2 separate regions of the Homo sapiens genome follow, and region 2 is linked to region 1. A link is a contact called in ENCODE Hi-C or POLR2A ChIA-PET data. All regions are on one chromosome and are shown on one strand. The core of a region is the stretch at or near the end of the contact, and the rest is flanking DNA. Distances in the headings are between cores, read along the strand shown.

Region 1 (3,652 bases), core at 640-3,139:
CCAACTACACATTTTGTTTGAAATTAAACACACACACACACACACACCCGTACATATTCTATGTATGCATTCAACCCATTTTTTTTTTTTTTTTTTGGAGACGGAGTCTCGCTCTGTCGCCCAGGCTGGAGTGCAGTGGTATGATCTCGGCTCACTGCAACCTCCACCTCCCGGGTTCAAGTGATTCTCCTGCCTCAGCCTCCCAAGTAGTGCATGCCACCATGCCCGGCTAATTTTTTTTTTTTAGTAGAGACACGGTTTCACCATGTTAGCCAGGATGATCTCGATCTCCTGACCTCATGATCTGCCCGCCTTGGCCTCCCAAAGTGTTGGGATTACAGGCATGAGCCACCGTGCCCGGCCTCAACCCAATTTTTAAAAGTACTTTGTGTCCCATTCATCAAATAAAACTAGTCCTCTAAAGAGCTCTGTCTTGTGTTTATCCTGTGGTTTAGCCCAAATTTAAGAAAAACTGTGATGTACTGCACCCCTTCTGTTGGACCCTGTATCTACATATAAATTATCACATTTAACCCTCACAACCTCCTTTGTAGGTAGGTAATGGTCCATTTTACTGATGAAGGAACTGAGACTCCAAAGTGCTAAGCAGCTTGCCTAAGGTCACACATGGTGGATGGGGCCCGGCCAGCCAGCTCGAAACCCAGGTGTGTCTGATGCTGACCATGCTCTTCCTTGGTTTATCATTATTTGCTCCTCCATGGTCAGAGCTGGTAGGGCCTCAGGGCCTCAGAGACTGTAGGGTCTCACCTATGCCCTCCTCAGATGGGAAAACAGACCCAAAAACCTGTCCAAGGTTACCCAGGGAGGAAGATGCAAAATCAGGACTCAGGCCGGGCGCGGTGGCTCATGCCTGTAATCCCAAGACTTTGGGAGGCCGAGGCGGGTGGATCGCTTGAGGTTAGGAATTCGAGACCAGCTTAGTCAACATGGTGAAACCCTGTCTCTACAAAAAAAAAAAAAAAAAAGAAAGAAAGAAAGAAAGAGGAGAGGGAGGAAGGAAGGAAAAGAGAAAGAAAGAAAAGAAGAAAGAAAGGAAGGAAGAAAGGAATAAAGAAAGAAAGAAAGAAAGAAAAAGAAAATCAGGACTCAGAACAGCAGCTGATCAGTGACACCCTCGGGACGCGTAGACAACCCCTCTCCCCCACCAGGCTCTCGTTAGAAATATCCGCCGGAAACTATGCTCACAGGTCTACAGTGGATGGCACCCTCAGGAGTCAGGAAATCGGCGTCCAAGTTCTGGCCTTTGGGCAGGTCTCTCCCTCTTGGAGTCTCAATTTTTGTGTATGTAACATGGGCCAATTTTGGGGAGACTTTTAAGAGACAAAGACTGGCAAGGCAAGTAACTTTATAAACCTACAGATTGTCCAGAGGTGATATATCAAGGCTCATTGTAAACTCTGGAAGACTTAGATCCAGCTTTTATCCCTTAAATGGCGTCACCTTGGGTCAATTTCTATGCCTCAGTTTCCTCATATATGAAATGGGGGTCAAAATAGGATCTACTTCATAGAGTTGTTCTAAGGGTTCGAGCGCTTGGAAGTGTCTGGCCCATAGTGATCACTCAGGAAAGTTGGCTTTTAGTACAGCTTTAGCCTCAAGGCGTAGCTACATTGTAACCCTTGACTACCCCGGTCTCCTCCAAGCTCCGTAGTTCCCGCAGGCCCCGCCCCCGTCCCCGCTCAGTCCCGCCTTCTCCTCCCCAGGTCCCGCCCGCGCAGCCGGCCCGGTTTTCTCCCGCCACCAGGGGGCGGCGGCGCTAAGGGCGGCCTTCTGGGCCGAAGCCGGCGACGCTCTAGGTAGCTGCGGCGGCTCCTCTGTGGCCAGTGGCAGCGGCGCTCTAGCCGGCGGCCGTGAGGGGCGGGCTCTCAGTGGTGCGGCCGGCAGGCAGCGATGGCGGCCGTACGGGGCCTGCGGGTGTCGGTGAAGGCGGAGGCCCCGGCGGGGCCGGCCCTGGGGCTCCCGTCCCCTGAGGCGGAGTCCGGTGTTGACCGTGGCGAGCCGGAGCCCATGGAGGTGGAGGAGGGCGAGCTGGAAATCGTGCCTGTGCGGCGCTCGCTCAAGGAACTGATCCCGGTACGGGCGGGGGTCGGGGGGTAAGGAAGAGGTCGCGGGGCTAGTGTCTAGCGCCGGAGGGGGCCGGAAGGGGCGGTGGCCGGAGCCCCAGCCGGGGAAGTCAAGGGAGCGGGAGAGGAGGGAGCCAGCGTCCTGGGAACGGGAACGCCGGGCTGGAGGAGGGACGCGGAGCGGGAGAAAGGACGCCGGGGCGCCGGAAATGGGTGTTGAGGGGGCTGGGGGGTGGTGGCGGAGAGCTGGGAGGGAGTTGAGGACCCCCCTCCGCTGCCCCCTCTGAGCCGCGCTGTGCAAGGAGGTGAGTGAGGAGGGGCTGGAAGGATGAGATAAAGGGGGAGCCCTGGGCGGGAACAGAACCAGGGGCAGCCCAGAAGGAGCTGTTGGGTGGCGCCAGCAACCAGGTCTCCTTGTGGGTCTTGCCCCGGAGGAATTTGTATCTGGGAAACATGGCACTCGCTCTTTGTCTTGAGAGGGCTGCACTTGTCAGCAGCAGAAACTCACTGTTTCTGTCGTGACTTCGGGGTCATCTTGCCCCCCCCGCAGCTCCAGTGACACCTACACCGTGGCCCCAGCATCTGACTCTTAATGAAAGCAAACTAGCAGACGACCAATAGACATCCTTGGTCCCTCCTTTACCGCGCTGGGGATGGTGAGAGGTGTTTTGCTTGTGACTTGGTGGCTGTATATCCAGTTCTCAGAGCTGGTTTCAGGCCTGGATGACTCCTCTTAATTTCTCACCTAACATGAATTACTTTTGACCACATGTCAACATATTTAGACTGAAGTTATGGAGAAAGGTTAAAGTATGATCGCTAGAGATGGCAAACGTTATAATTATGATTAACAACAGCTAATATAGTAGCATTTACCATTCACTATATTGTGTCACTTAAATATACTGGCCGTGCACGCCTTTAGTGCCAGCTATTCAGGAGTCTAAGTTCCAGACCAGCCTCAGCAATATAGCAAGACCCCTTTGAGGTCCCCCCTTTCCCCTCTCCCCATCTCAAAAACAAAACCAAAATAAATAAATATTACTGCAGTTGTGAAGCAGGTGTTATCATCCCTTTAGTCATTCAGTTCAACATGGTTTTTGTTTTGTTTTGTTTTGAGACGGAGTTCGCTCTTGTTGCCCAGGCTGGAACGCAATGGCGCGATCTCGGCTCACCGCAACTTCCGCCTCCCGGGTTCAAGCCATTCTCCTGCCTCAGCCTCCTGAGTAGCCAAGTACAATGGCCTGATCTTGGCTCACCGCAACCTCCGCCTCCTGGGTTCAAGCTACTCTTCTGCCTCAGCCTCCCAAGTAGTTGAGATTACAGGGATGTGCCACCGTGCCCGGCTAATTTTGTATTTTTAGTAGAGACGGGGTTTCTCCATGTTGGCCAGGCTGGTCTCGAACACCTGACCTCAGGTGATCCGCCCGCCTCTGCCTCCCAAAGTGCTGGGATTACAGGCCTGAGCCATTGCGTCCGGCCAACATGTATTTATTGCATCCCCCGCTATGTACCAAGGCACAGCCCTAGGTGCTTGATCAAGCTCAACCTCCCTCCTGGAGTTTATG
Region 2 (4,172 bases), core at 1,655-4,154, 1.1 Mb before region 1:
AAGGATGACCAGTCTCAGCAGGGCGAGAAAGGCAAAGGGAGAAAAAAAGAGGGACAAAGTAACTGGCTCTGGACAAAGCCCATAGGTGGGGACAGGAATGGGAAGAAAGTCAAAGAGGCAGGGAAGGAAGGACAGGAGGCTGAATGGTTCGGGTAATGAGGAGGCCTGGGCTCCAGGTTGGCATGGAACTGCTTGCTGAAGGAAGAATGGGAAGGAGGCACATGTCCTACCCCTTCTCGTAGACAAAGAGGGCACGCAGGTACTCGGAGCTTCTCTCCCCAATAAATACAGACGGGATCCAGATCTGCTGCTGGATTTCCTCTGCAGGGATCAAGGTGTTACTCTGGGGACTCACAACCTTCTACTCAAATCCTCTGGGAACCCTGGCATCTTGCACTTTGGCCCCACCCCACCTAAAGGATTGGCTTCTTTTCCTGAGGCCTTCAGCCTTCCCACCATCTCTGGGTCCTACTGAAAGCCCAGCTGTATAGATTCCCCCAGCCTTACCACTATTCCACACCATGTTCAGAAGTTCATTGGAATTCACATTGTGTACTACAGCGGCACCATATCCAGCCTTCTGGGCATTTAGGACCTAGGGAGACAAGGCAGAGGACAAGGAGCCATCATGGGCCTTACCTGTCTTCATTCCTGGTGCCTTTTTTTTACCCTCAGCTGCCCAGCTCCCCTTCCTCATTCAGCAACCTTGAGGTCAAAGTTGCAGTCGAATCTTCGAAGCAGCGCAATAAAGACTGACCCATTGACCGGGGCTGGGGGTGGTGGGGCAATGGGGCTGCAGGCATTGTCTGGGTGAGCCTCCACAAGGAACCCCTGAAGGATGGAAGCAAACAACAGTGAGATTTCTCCTTTCTAGATTCTGCTCTCTACAGGGGCCACCAAACACACCAGCCCACATGCTGCACATCCTCTATCCTCACTTCCTCCTCCTTCCTGGGGTCTGAGTGAGCATCCCACCATCACAACCTTCTCTTAGCCTCTTGAAAAGGCAATGACATAAAACATCCCTTCACCAAACTCTCCCATCATCCCTCTCGCTGTCCCAGATGGGCTAATCTGTACCCTATACTGCAAGCTAATGCAATTATTTTTGCCTTCTAATATTCCAATTGTAATTCAATTCTCAAACCACCCATGTCACTTTCTCTCAAGTTCTGTTTCACAGTCCCCTCTCCAGCACATACTCATACAGACACACTCCCCTCCCTTCAGTTTTCTTTTTGTTTTTCTTTTTTTTGAGATGGAGTCTCGTTTTGTCACCCAGGCTGGAGTGCAGTGGCGCGATCTCGGCTCACTGCAACCTCCACCTTCCGGTTTCAAGTGATTCTCCTGCCTCAGCCTCCCAAGTAGTTGGGACTACATGCGTGCACCATCACGCCCAGCTAATTTTTGCCATTTTAGTAGAGATAGGGTTTCTCCATGTTGGCCAGGCTGGTCTTGAACTGGGATTACAGATGTGAGCCACCGCGCCCGGCCTCTTCAATTTTCTAATTACCCATCTCACAAACAACTCGACTGCTACTAAGGCCCAACTGAGTTCTTGCTATGTGGCAGTCTTTGGGATGAAATACTACCAAAATTGCGTATCTACTTTGATCTTCACAATAACCCTAGGAAAACTTCTAATATCCCATTTTACAGTAAAACAAACTAAGGCTCAGAGAGATTAACTTGCCCAAAGTCATATAAGCAATAACTAGCACCTGAGACCTTCCTGATAAGGACCGTTGATCCTGCCTTCTGTCTTCGTCCACTTTCAGTCTCCCTGATAACCTCGGAGTTCCAGGGGTGGACACTCTGTCTTCTCCCTCTAGATTCTGGGTTCTACACTAGACGTGCTCAGTTCCTAACTTCATTTTCCTACCTCCAGTTTCACCCAGGACAAACCTCCCCAACCCCAGCCTAGGATGGAGGATCTTGCGAAATACTAAAAAAAGAAAAAAGACAGAAAAGGAAGGAAGGGAGGGAAGGAGGAAAAGAAAAGAAAGAAAATCACCTGGAGGCCCTCCTGGCTCAAGGTAGCCCCAAACAGAGCTGGAAGGTCTGCAAAGTCCATGCTGGCATTGTGGTCCGAGGTCTGCGGACAAAAAAGGCGATGTTCCCCTTCAGCCTGCAACCCTTCCTTTCAGCGCCCTTTCCCCATCCGTCCCTCAGACTCACCGCTCGAATGAGCCCCCGGGTCGGGGCCGCTCCCCACAGCACAGCGGCCACAACCACAGGAAGCGGGAAGGCTGCAGGGTGCATGGCAGCGGGAGGAAAGAGGCTGAGGAGGCCGCGCGTCCTGGTAGCAAGGAGCAGAAGCGGAGTTCTGCGCCCTCCCTGCCCCTCCTTTAGGATCCCAGGGGTCCAACCACCCCCAGGTCCCACTTCCCAGCTACATGGGGGCGCCGGGGAAGGAACACCAACTCAAAGAATGAGATATCCAACCCGTTTAGTGGAGCTGGGTGGGAGGCACTAAATGTATCCTTTTCTGGTACGGGGATAAAACGCGGAAAGGGGACGGAGCCTAACACAGGTGACAGAAAAACTTCGGGAAGGGTGGCGGAGCTCAAGGAGGTGGGACTTCCTGCTAGGTGGGCCGTGTTCCCAGCCTCTGGAAAAGGGCTTCCGGTAGAGAAAATCAGGCCGCTTTCAGCATTGGATGCTTGAGATGAAGGACTTCCGGTCCTAAAAGGCCGGTTAAAAAAAGGTTAGCGATGGAGGGACTGCCTGTGGAGATGGAAGGGGCACTGGTGGCCCAGAAGACGACCTAATAAAAGTGCCCGGAAACCCGGAGCCTCCTAGTTTACAAACCTCTCCTCCCTCTGGCCTCCGCCGCTCCTTCAAATCTCGCGAGAGTGCTCACCACCTCTCCCGTCCCCTCGCAGCTGAATAGTTGCTGTGTCTATCGCGAGAGCGCTCCAACTTGGCGAGCCGTACTCACTCGATCTCGCGAGACCTTCAAACAAACTCTTCTCTATTTTCCCGCGATTCTAATTCGGTGAAAACAGCGCCTTTCCTCTGGTTTCCAAATCAGTTACGCCCCTTCTCGCACGCTTCCATCAAGCTCCTCCTTCAGCTCCGCCTTACTCCCGGCCGCCTTTGCGCTGCGCGCCTGCGCCCGCGCCGGCTTCCAGCGGGTGTCGGACCTGAGAGCTGGAGGGGCGTGCGCGCGCCCTCGCTCTGTTGCGCGCGCGGTGTCACCTTGGGCGCGAGCGGGGCCGCGCGCGCACGGGACCCGGAGCCGAGGGCCATTGAGTGGCGATGGCGGCGACGGCGAGTGCCGGGGCCGGCGGGATAGACGGGAAGCCCCGTACCTCCCCTAAGTCCGTCAAGTTCCTGTTTGGGGGCCTGGCCGGGTAAGCTCAGGCCCCAGGGATGGGAAAAGAGGAGGAAGGGAAGGGCAAAAGGAACCGGGCCCGGTTCATCTCTGGGTCTGTTGCAGTGAACTGTGCCGGCACGGGGTCAGCGCGATCTCCAGCGTATTGCGAGTTCCCCGATGGGCTGCTAGGGCCCCATTGCAGGACCCTTATGGACTGCATGCAGGGTCGTTGCACAACCCCCGCCGGGCCAGCTGAGTTTCCCAGCGCATTGCTAAGCTCGGCCGGGCGGCAGGGGGTTCCAGGCCATTAAATGGCTCCTGCAGGACTACCTGGAGTCCTAAATCTTGGATGCCCCTTCCTCCCCTCCCTGTGTCGGACTGCGTGCAGCCCCAGGTCACTGCTTGACTGTCATGAAGCTGCTTGGAGCACTTTCATTGCATGGCCCCTACTGGACAACTAGACTTTTCAGACCCGTTGCACTTGGTGTACATATAGACTCTTATACACATGCTCACCAGCATCCTGATTCTTGAATCGCATGGCAGGCCCTGACCTTTGTAACCTCTTGCTGCCAGGCTCCAGTGGGCACTGGTAGATCTGGAATGCCTGGCCCTTCACTCCACCTCTGTCTTCCCCCAGGATGGGAGCTACAGTTTTTGTCCAGCCCCTGGACCTGGTGAAGAACCGGATGCAGTTGAGCGGGGAAGGGGCCAAGACTCGAGAGTACAAAACCAGCTTCCATGCCCTCACCAGTATCCTGAAGGCAGAAGGCCTGAGGGGCATTTACACTGGGTATTGGGGCCTCAGGATGGAGGGTAGACTGTGGGTTGGCAGCTCTAGACCTTGGCCTGA

Evidence for each region. A loop is a pair of places that touch in the nucleus more often than their neighbours do. ChIA-PET counts read pairs that join two places held with the same protein, here RNA polymerase II (POLR2A). Pooled maps may share reads with other maps.
Region 2: a loop to region 1 is called in a pooled map, with 11 times the contacts of the local background. The contact joins the promoter of RNF167 here to the promoter of NCBP3 in region 1. A Hi-C loop is called at or near these places in 6 of 50 pooled maps. POLR2A ChIA-PET finds 5 or more read pairs at or near these places in 2 of 52 experiments (RWPE1 and activated T-cell).

What each region holds. Positions count from the first base shown.
Region 1 is chr17:3,844,483-3,848,134 of GRCh38, reverse strand. NCBP3 (nuclear cap binding subunit 3) reads left to right here and starts at 1,889. Exons shown (of 13, transcript NM_001114118.3): 1 at 1,889-2,094. The coding sequence starts at 1,912. RefSeq lists silencers at 1,601-1,720, 1,901-2,190.
Region 2 is chr17:4,939,000-4,943,171 of GRCh38, reverse strand. It overlaps RNF167 (ring finger protein 167), which reads right to left and starts at 2,904. Exons shown (of 10, transcript NM_015528.3): 1 at 2,812-2,904; 2 at 2,179-2,685; 3 at 2,015-2,095; 4 at 706-831; 5 at 508-595; 6 at 231-321. The coding sequence starts at 2,262. It overlaps SLC25A11 (solute carrier family 25 member 11), which reads left to right and starts at 3,126. Exons shown (of 8, transcript NM_003562.5): 1 at 3,126-3,356; 2 at 3,960-4,112. The coding sequence starts at 3,262. RefSeq lists enhancers at 1,997-2,126, 3,007-3,076, 3,793-4,172 and silencers at 2,460-2,654, 3,217-3,286.